Regions from separate parts of the Homo sapiens genome. Here region 2 is linked to region 1. The links are chromatin contacts, found by Hi-C or POLR2A ChIA-PET in ENCODE. All regions are on one chromosome and are shown on one strand. The core of a region is the stretch at or near the end of the contact, and the rest is flanking DNA. Distances in the headings are between cores, read along the strand shown. Region 1 holds the start of CHAMP1 (chromosome alignment maintaining phosphoprotein 1). Region 2 holds the start of RASA3-IT1 (RASA3 intronic transcript 1).

What was found. Hi-C counts contacts between places; a loop is a spot of excess contacts on that map. ChIA-PET counts read pairs that join two places held with the same protein, here RNA polymerase II (POLR2A). Pooled maps may share reads with other maps.
Region 2: a loop to region 1 is called in a pooled map, with 2.8 times the contacts of the local background. The contact joins the promoter of RASA3-IT1 here to the promoter of CHAMP1 in region 1. A Hi-C loop is called at or near these places in 1 of 37 single-sample maps with no recorded cell type and 8 of 50 pooled maps. POLR2A ChIA-PET finds 5 or more read pairs at or near these places in 4 of 52 experiments (activated B cell, activated T-cell and naive thymus-derived CD8-positive, alpha-beta T cell).

The regions. Positions count from the first base shown.
Region 1 is chr13:114,312,497-114,317,132 of GRCh38, forward strand. It overlaps CHAMP1 (chromosome alignment maintaining phosphoprotein 1), which reads left to right and starts at 2,007. Exons shown (of 3, transcript NM_032436.4): 1 at 2,007-2,147. RefSeq lists silencers at 598-892, 1,665-2,344.
Region 2 is chr13:114,107,870-114,112,505 of GRCh38, forward strand. It overlaps RASA3-IT1 (RASA3 intronic transcript 1), which reads right to left and starts at 1,910. Exons shown (of 2, transcript NR_046544.1): 1 at 772-1,910. The region is part of intron 1 of RASA3 (RAS p21 protein activator 3); the gene reads right to left. RefSeq lists an enhancer at 2,203-2,838 and a silencer at 3,510-3,664.

The DNA of each region.
Region 1 (4,636 bases), core at 757-3,256:
ATCCCAGCACTTTGGGAGGCTGAGACGGGCGGATCACGAGGTCAGGAGATCGAGACCATCCTGGCTAACACGGTGAAACCCCGTCTCTACTAAAAAAATACAAAAAAATTAGCCGGGCGTGGTGGCGGGAGCCTGTAGTCCCAGCTACTCGGGAGACTGAGGCAGGAGAATGGCATGAACCCGGGAGGCGGAGCTTGCAGTAAGCCGAGATGGCGCCACTGCACTCTAGCCTGGGCGACAGAGCGAGACTCTGTCTCAAAAAAAAAAAAAAAAAAAAAAGAAAAGAAAAGAAAAGAAAAAAATGTAAACACAATATAGCAACTTTTGTGATACAGCAAAAGCAATGCTAAAGGGGGAGTTTATAGCTATAAATACATCAAAAACCAAGAAAATCTCAAATTAACAACCTAACTTTACAACTTAATGAACTATAAAAAGAAAAACTAAATCCAAAGCTGGCAAAAAGAAGGAAATAATAAAGATTAAAGCCAAGATAAATGAAATAGAAAATAGAAAACGATAGAGAAAATCAATGAAACCAAAAATTGGTTCTTTGAAAATGTCAAAGCATTATTCACAATATCTTGAATAGGGAAGCAAGCCAAGTGTCCATCAACAGGTGAGTGGATAAGCAAAATGTGGCATATCCATACAATGGGATAGTATTCAGTGTTAAAAAGGAAGGAAATTCCACAATGTGCTACAACATGGATGAACCTTGAGGATGTTCTGCTAAGTAAAATAAGTCAGTCACAAGACAAATACTGTATGATTCCACTCTTATGAGTAGTCAGACTCAGAGACACAGGAAGTAAGATGGTGACTGCCAGAAAGTAGAAGGTAGAGGGGAACCGAGAGTTAACATGTAATGCATAGTTTGTTTTTCAAGATGAAAGAGGTACAGAGATGGATGGTGGTGTTATGAATATACTTACCACCACTGAGCTGTACACGTAAAGATAGTTAAGACGGTAAATTCTATGGATTTTATTTTTATTTTTTTGAGACAGAGTCTCACTCTCTCCCCCAGGCTGGAGTGCAGTGGCGCGATCTCGCTGTAACCTCCGCCTCCCCGGTTCTATGGGATTCTCCTGCCTCAGCCTCCCTAGTAGCTGGGGTTACACGCGCCCGCCACCACGCCTGGCTAATATTGTATTTTTAGCAGAGACAAGGTTTCACCAGGTTGGACAGGCTGGTCTCGAACTCCTGACCTCAGATGATTCACCTGCCTAGGCCTCTCAAAGTGCTGGGATTACAAGCGTGAGCCACCGCGCCCGGCCATTCTATAGTTCATTTTCACCACAAAAACAAAAATGAAATTCACAACAAGCAAAACTTCAGAAGGGTACAAAGGTAGAGAGCAGTGTGAGCTAATTTTACAGTCTTTCAAAGCATACAGACTGATGGCATCAGCATTAGAGGTGCATGCATTTTAATTAGAATTGTGGTGGTAACATTCATAAAACTGAAAACAAAAAACGAAGAAGATAACTTCTGGGAATCGGGACTTTCAGTGGAGGCGGGGTGATGAGAAAAGGAATATTTACTGTCATCCAACAACTTTGTCTTGTACTTTTGTCATAGGTATTATGCCAGTAATATCCCTGAGAATGTATGGGGCAGGTCTAGCTCTTTTTTTCCTAATAAATTCATTCACACAACAATCAAAACAGCAAGAAAAGGAAGAGATATCCGCACGGCGGCGGCAGGCCGGGGCCGTTCCAAGGGCCTGGCCGGAGGCCACAGGCCAGACGCGGCGGAACCCTCCCGGAGCCGCGCCCGGGCGCGCGCGGGAAGCGGAGGCGGAGTGGGCACGTGCGGCACTTCCGGGGCGGGGCGGGCACGCAGCCCTTCCGAAGGCCCGCGCGAGCCGCTAGTTTTGCCCACGCACTTTTGGCACAGCCGCGCCACGCGATCGGCGATCTGATTGGCCCGCGCGGGAGGGCGCGCGGCGCCAAACTTGCTTCCCGTCAGCCCCCGCCCGTCCCGCGGGAGCGCGCACGCTCGCGCACCCGGATCCCGGCTCCTGCATCCAGTCGCCATTCGGGAGGCCGCTGCGCTGCAGGGCCTCGCGGAGCCGCCCGCGACCGCGAGCCGGGCCCTCCGCGCGGTCCATCGCCCACTGGACGCCGCCCGCGGCCGGACCGGTGAGGAGCGAGAGCGAGCGGGGGAGGGGCGTGGTTGGGGCCTGCATCCCCGAGCCCCGTGTCGGCCGCCGACCTGGCGGGGACGGTCCCGGGAAGCCGCGGGTCCGAGTGAAGGGGGCCTGCGCTGCCTCGCTTCCCACACGGCCCGAGGGAAGGGCCCGCCCCCACAGGCCGGGGCGGGAGTGCGTCTTTGTGCAGGGAGCGGGGAGGCCCGGTGTCAGTCGCTGCCGAGGCTGGAAACATTGCGTTTGAAACCATTGGGAAGTTGAGGGCGGCACAAGACGAAAGCCATTCTTTCTGTTTTAGTTCTAGACTGCCTCCTCTTCTGTCATTATTACTGTTTAAAAATCCGCTATACAGCCTCCAAAGTGGGAGAGGACATTTGTAAACCTGATAAAGAGTTAATGTCTAGAATACAAGAAGAGATGCAACTGACCAACAAAAAGCAACCCAGTTCAAGAATGGGCAAGGAATTTGAATAGATATTTCTCCAGAGAAGAGAGACAAATGGCCAATAAGCACGTGCAGTGATGCTCAACATCACTAACCATTAAGGAAATGCAGATGAAAACCACAATGAGATACCACCTCACACCTGTTAGGGTGGCTATTAAAAAAAAGGGAAATTATGAGTGTTGGGGATGTGGAGAAATTGAAGCTCGGGTGCATTGCTGGTGGGAAAGTAGGGTGGTGCAGCAGCTATGGAAATTGGTAGTCGTTCCTCAGTTCTAGGTTTATACCCCCAAAAATTGACAGCAGAGACTCAGATACTTGTTCACAAATGTTCATCGCAGCATTATTCAAAATCCAGATGTCTATCAACATGTGGATGAAAGGCAAGCTGTGGTATATACATATAATGAATGGACCATTGTTCATCTTTAGAAAGGAATGAAATTCTGATACATGCTGCAATATAAACGAACACATTATACAGTATAAACGAGCACATTGAACACATTATGTTGAGTGAAATAAGACACAAAAAAGACATACTGTATGATTCCCCCTCAGGCACAGAATTGAGATTACCAGCACTGAAAGTGGAGAGTGGAAGTTACTGTTTCATGGGTACAGAATTTCTGTTTGTGGTGAAGAAGTTCTGGAAGTGGATAGTGGTGATGTTTGCACAACGTTTTAGTACTAAACTAACTAAATTGTGCTTTTAAAAATGATTAAATGGCAAGTTTTGTTTTTTTTTTTTTTTTTGAGACGGGAGTTTCGCTCTCGTTGCCCAGGCTGGAGTGCAATGGCCCGACCTTGGCTCACTGCAACCTCCGCCCCCTGGGTTCAAGGGATTCTTTTGCCTCATTCTCCCAAGTAGCTGGCATTACAGGCGCTTGCCACCACACCTGGCTAATTTTGTATTTTTAGTAGAGATAGGGTTTCTCCATGTTGGTCAGGCTGGTTTCGAACTCCTGACCTCAGGTGATCCACCCGCCTCGGCCTTCCAAAGTGCTGAAATTACAGGCATGAACCACCATGTCCGGCCTAAATGGCAAGTTTTTTGTTTTTATTTTTGTTTTTGTTTTTTAATGAGCCAGAGTTTCACTTTTGTTGCCTGGGCTGGAGTGCAGTTATGCGATCTTGGCCCACTGCAGCCTCCGTCTCTCGGATTTAAGCGATTCTCCTGCCTCAGCCTCCCAAGTAGCTGGGATTACAGGCGCCTGCCACCACACCCGGCTAATTTTGTATTTTTAGTAGAGACGAGGTTTCTCCACGTTGGTTAGGCTGCTCTCTGACTTTCAACCTTAGGTGATCCGCCCACCTTGGCCTCCCAAAGTGCTGGGATTACAGGCGTGAGCCTGTGGTGGCGCGCGCCTGTAGTCCCAGCTACTGGGGAGGCTGAGGCAGGAGAATCGCTTGAACCTGGGAGGTGGAGATTGCAGTGAGCCGAGATTGCGCCATTACACTCCAGCCTGGGTGACAGAGCGAGACTCCCTCTCAAAAAAAAATAAATAAATAAAAATGACTCCTTGTGTAAACTATAGACTACTTAATAAATCAGTATTAGCTTATCATTGTAGCAGATATCTCACACTAATGCAAGATGTTAATACAGGTGAAGTATCCTTCATTCGAAATGCTTGGAACCAGAAGTGCTTTGGATTTTTTTTTTTTTTTTTGGATTTTGGAATAGTTGCATTGTACTTACTGGTTAAACATCCGTAATCTGAAATCTAAAATGCTCCTTTTGGCACTCAAAAAGTTTTGGATGTTGGAGCATAATCAGATTTCAGATTTTCAGATTAGGGATGCTCAGCCTGTAGTAGGAAAAACTGGGGACAAGAAGATAGGTGGGAATTCTTGTACATTCCCTTCAGTTTTTCTTCAAACATAAAACTACTTGGAAAATTAGTTTATTAATTTCTTTCTTTTTTGGGTTGGGGGTGAGTATGGAGTCTTACTCTGTTGCCCAGCTGGAGTGCAGTGGCTCAGTCTTGGGTCACTGCAACCTCCGTCTCCCGGGTTCAAGCGATTCTCCTGCC
Region 2 (4,636 bases), core at 660-3,159, 200 kb before region 1:
CTGACGCGGATCAGCTCGCACCCAGCCTGGGACCTGAGCCAGCCCCTGAGTGCCACTCTCCACGGCCGCCTCAGAGGGTAAGCCTCTCCAAGCCTGCTTCCTCGCCGGCATGGTGGGGGTGGCCCTGCCATCCCCTAGGGGCTCTGCGGGATCCCCTGAACACTACGAAAAACCTGAGCCCCACTCCTGGCCACTGGGTAAGGACCTCTCCGAGCCTTTCTCCTTCCCATTCACTCCCACCCCCAGGCAGGAGCGACCAGTGCTGAGAAGTCCTATCATCCCACAACCCATCATCCTCCGTCATCCCCTGTCCGTCACCCCGCAGCTGTCATCCCCCATCACCCCGTGTCTGTCACCCCGCGTCTGTCACCCCATGTCTGTCACCCTGCATCCGTCACCCCGTGTCTGTCATCCCCGTCCGTCACCCCATGTCTGTCACCCTGAAACCATCACCCCATCTGTCACCCCACATCCGTCATCCCGTGTCCATCACCCCGCGTCCATCACCCCCATCCGTCACCCCATGTCCGTCACCCCATCCATCACCCCGCGTCCATCATCCCCCATCCATCACCCCCCGTCCGTCATCCTCCGTCCATCACCCCACGTCCATGATCCCCCGTCCGTCACCCCGCATCCATCACCCCATGTCCATCACCCCACGTCCATCACCCCATGTCCATTATCCCCTGTCTGTCACCCCGCGTCCGCCATCCACATCCCATCACCAGGTGCTGTTTTCTTGGTGCTAGAGCAAGGTGGGATTCACACCTTGTGTGCACAGCTTCTGAGTCACTGGGCGGCTGGGCACAGCCTAACTCAGGAGCAGGGACCCACGGAGGGTGTGGCGACGACACAGCCCTCAGCTTGCTCTCCAGGAGTTCTTCTGATACCTCGAGGACACTCTGGACCCTGTGTCTGGGTCCCAGCCCTTCCGTAACAACGTGGCTCCTCTGAATCAGTCACAAGGAAGATCCAACTTAACACAGAGAGTTTTTCCCAAACAGCAGAACTGGCAGCAACACAGGCATCCTGCAGTTCAGTCCACTGCATGCAGCGTGCAGGTGTCGGAGGGCGAGGCTGCCGTGGGCTCCCGGCGGACGGTGGCAGGGCAGGCCCAGGTCTCTATCACAGCAAGGCCTCTCCACTCGGCCCCCTCCACCTGTTTACAACCTCAAGCTGGGTCAAAACCCCAGGGGTACTCAGAGGGAGTGTTTCTCCCCAACTGGATTCCTTAAGCCAGAGGGCAGGCGGCAGGGTCCTGGCCTGACAAACACACACGGGCCCCCGAACACGACCGGCTCCGTGACCGTCACAGGACGTTCAGGTGGCTTCATTTTCAGTCCACGCCTCTGGTGCCAGGGTCTTGCTTGGCACTTGTGTGAACGGCGACCACGTGAAGCCTCTGTCTTGAGAAAAGTGTAAACAGCAGCTGCCTTTCAAGGCACTGAGGCCTTCCTCGAACTCAGCTCGTTTGTGCTGCGTGGTTCCCAGTCCAAACCCTCCTGTTCACAGCCTCCTCTTGCCTCAAGCATCTTAGAGCTCCACTCCAATCCACACCCCAGCTGCCTTTTACAAAATCCCAAGCCAATGACAGCTTGAAAATAAAGTGAGAAAAACACCGACCAACATTTACTCAGCACCTACGGTGGGCTGCGGACGTTGACACAGGGTCCTCTCTAATCTTCCATACAGATCAGCCATGAGGGCCGCGGAGAGGAGAAAAGCACAGCTGAGCTGTTTTCTCTTAAAGCAACATAAACGTCAAAGCAAAACTGGAGCCCAGGACTCTCTGACTTAAGCTCATCCTCCTTCTGCTCCATCCCGGCTGTGCACACCTGGAGACCAGGCCCTCGAGCCTCCAAACGCCGTGAGCAGCCTCCTCCTGCTGTGGCTTCCAAAGAGACGTCACCAGAGGCGGGGCTGGCGCAGGGCCACGAGGCAGGCGACTGGGTCTCTTTGACCGGGGGTGGCCTCGCGGCGGCACGAGACTCAGCATCGTGTGGGTCTAGCTCTGGGAATCGAGGCAGCCCCCAGAACACCCTTGGGGCGCAACTTCCCGGTGAACGTCCCGTCTCCTCAGCCACCCACAGATGCTGCCACAGCTGCACCCTCAGGGCAACGAGCGTCTGGCGGAGCCCAGTGAGAGCCGTGAAACACAGACCTCAGGGCCAGGCCCTCTCCCCATCACAGAAACCTGACCAGTCACAGGTGGCTGCAGCCTGGGTGGTTGGTAAAAGAAAAATTATTCCTTCTATAACCAGAAAAAAATAGTGAATCAACAGACACAGAAATGCTCAGAATAAAACAAAAAATCTAAGTCAGTGGGACAGAATTCAGCAGTCCCCAGGGGGGCCTGGAAGCTGGACCCCTGCTCTGGGTCTACGGGCTTACATGGCTGCCAGGACCAGGGAGAGACAGACCCGGGCCCCTGACCATACCCTGTGCTGTAACGCCTGCAAGGTAGATTTTAAGTAATTTAAAAATTATCAAAAGGATAACATTTCATGCCTGTGAACATTACGTGCAACTCAAATCTCAGTGTCTGAAATAAGGTGAAATGGATACAGTCCGGCTCACTGGACGGCACCGTGCCTGCGGCTGCTTCCCTGCACAGCTGCATGACCCCTGGCCCTACACAGGACAGGTTCTGCGCACTCGGCCGCCACCTTCCTTACACGGCTTCTCAGGAAAGCAGCAGGCAGCTGTGGCCCAGCGTGAGCCGGCAAAGCACTTCCCTCCCAGAGCCCCGTTTCCTCATCAGCAACAAACACAACAAGCTTCCTCCCCTGGCTGCTGTGAGGACCGACAGCCCCTCCTGGCACCTGCACAGGGCATGACACGCACATCACAGCCGCCTTCACCCGCTCAGCCTCCCGCGTCCCCACAGCCCGGACCGGAGCCTCAGAGCACCAGGACACACCCATCCGGACACCGGCAGGTTTGACACCACAGACTGTGCTTGGCTGGGGAGTGAGAATCCTCCTGAGAGAGCCACGGTGTCCCAGGTCGGGGGCAGCAGAGTGAGGGTCTGGCCGTGGGCCCCGGTCGGGGGCTGAGCCACGCTCTGGTCAGGAAAGACATCGCCAGACACCTGTCATAATCCAGGGCTGCTCAAAGTAAAAAAAAAAAAAACCTAAAACTGCAACATGGAACGGCACAAACGAGCTGCAGGCCGAGTTCTAACGGGCTGAGCCTCAAACCAGCTGCAGGCCGAGTTCTAACGGGCTGAGCCACAAAGAGCTGCAGGCCGAGTTCTAACGGGCTGAGCCTCAAACCAGCTGCAGGCCGAGTTCTAACGGGCTGAGCCACAAACGAGCTGCAGGCCGAGTTCTAACGGGCTGAGCCTCAAACCAGCTGCAGGCCGAGTTCTAACGGGCTGAGCCACAAACGAGCTGCAGGCGGAGTTCTAAGGAGCTGAGCCTCAAACCAGCTGCAGACCGAGTTCTAACGGGCTGAGCCACAAACGAGCTGCAGGCCGAGTTCTAACGGGCTGAGCCTCAAACCAGCTGCAGGCCGAGTTCTAACGGGCTGAGCCACAAACGAGCTGCAGGCGGAGTTCTAAGGAGCTGAGCCTCAAACCAGCTGCAGACCGAGTTCTAACGGGCTGAGCCTCAAACGAGCTGCAGGCCGAGTTCTAACGGGCTGAGCCTCAAACGAGCTGCAGGCCGAGTTCTAACGGGCTGAGCCTCAAACGAGCTGCAGGCCGAGTTCTAACGGGCTGAGCCTCAAACGAGCTGCAGGCCGAGTTCTAACGGGCTGAGCCTCTAAGGAGGGAAACGTCACTTCCTGCCTCACACAGAGCCCAGCGTCTCCATGTCCACTGATAGCCTTGGTATTTGCAACTATGTCCATGACCATCTCTGTTTCTCCAAAACAGCCTCTAGCTACATAAACTGTTTAGAAAACCTCATGCGTAAAGCAGAGTATGTCAAACCTCCATCTGTGGTCAGGAGTTAGGACATCCCCAGCTGCAATTTGAGCAAAGACGGCGCTTCCAGAGGATCATCGGATCCTGTGTCTTGGTTGGGGTTGGGGCCCATCAACTTAAAATAGCTTCTGTTTATGCTGGTGAAGGAGGCACAGACTTCACCCTATCTAATTCCAAGGAACAGGCGAGGGTGGGAGCTGTAGCGGAAGAGACAAAAGCAAAAGGCAGATTCGCCCCTTTGTGTGGTCCCGTAAGTGACACTGTCCCTCCCTCTCCCTGGAAACAGCAGCCCCCAGGCACCCCCCCCAGCAACTGGGACAAGGGCACACCAGGCTAATTTTTAATCAGATGGATTTAGTGATAGCAAATAAAGAGAAGGAGAACAAAACCCTCAGCCAGGCTATTGTGAATGGGTGTTACCAAAAAATGGCATTAGCAGGGCACCAGGGGCCAGGCCAGCTCCAGGCAGCCCCGCATCTGCTCAGCAATCCCCGGAGTCTTCTAGGGGGCCTGGGGCAGCCGGAACCTGGCCGGGTGGAGGATTTCTACCACGAGAAAGTCAGGGCCCTCCCCGAAGGAGCAGAAGCTCTGCGGGTGACTGTTTGGGAAGCTGGTCTGCTCCTGATACTCTGCAGGAAGAGAATCACACTCTTTAGACCGGGGTCTCAGATTTCAGCCGGACGGGAACTCTCTGCAGGGCCGGTG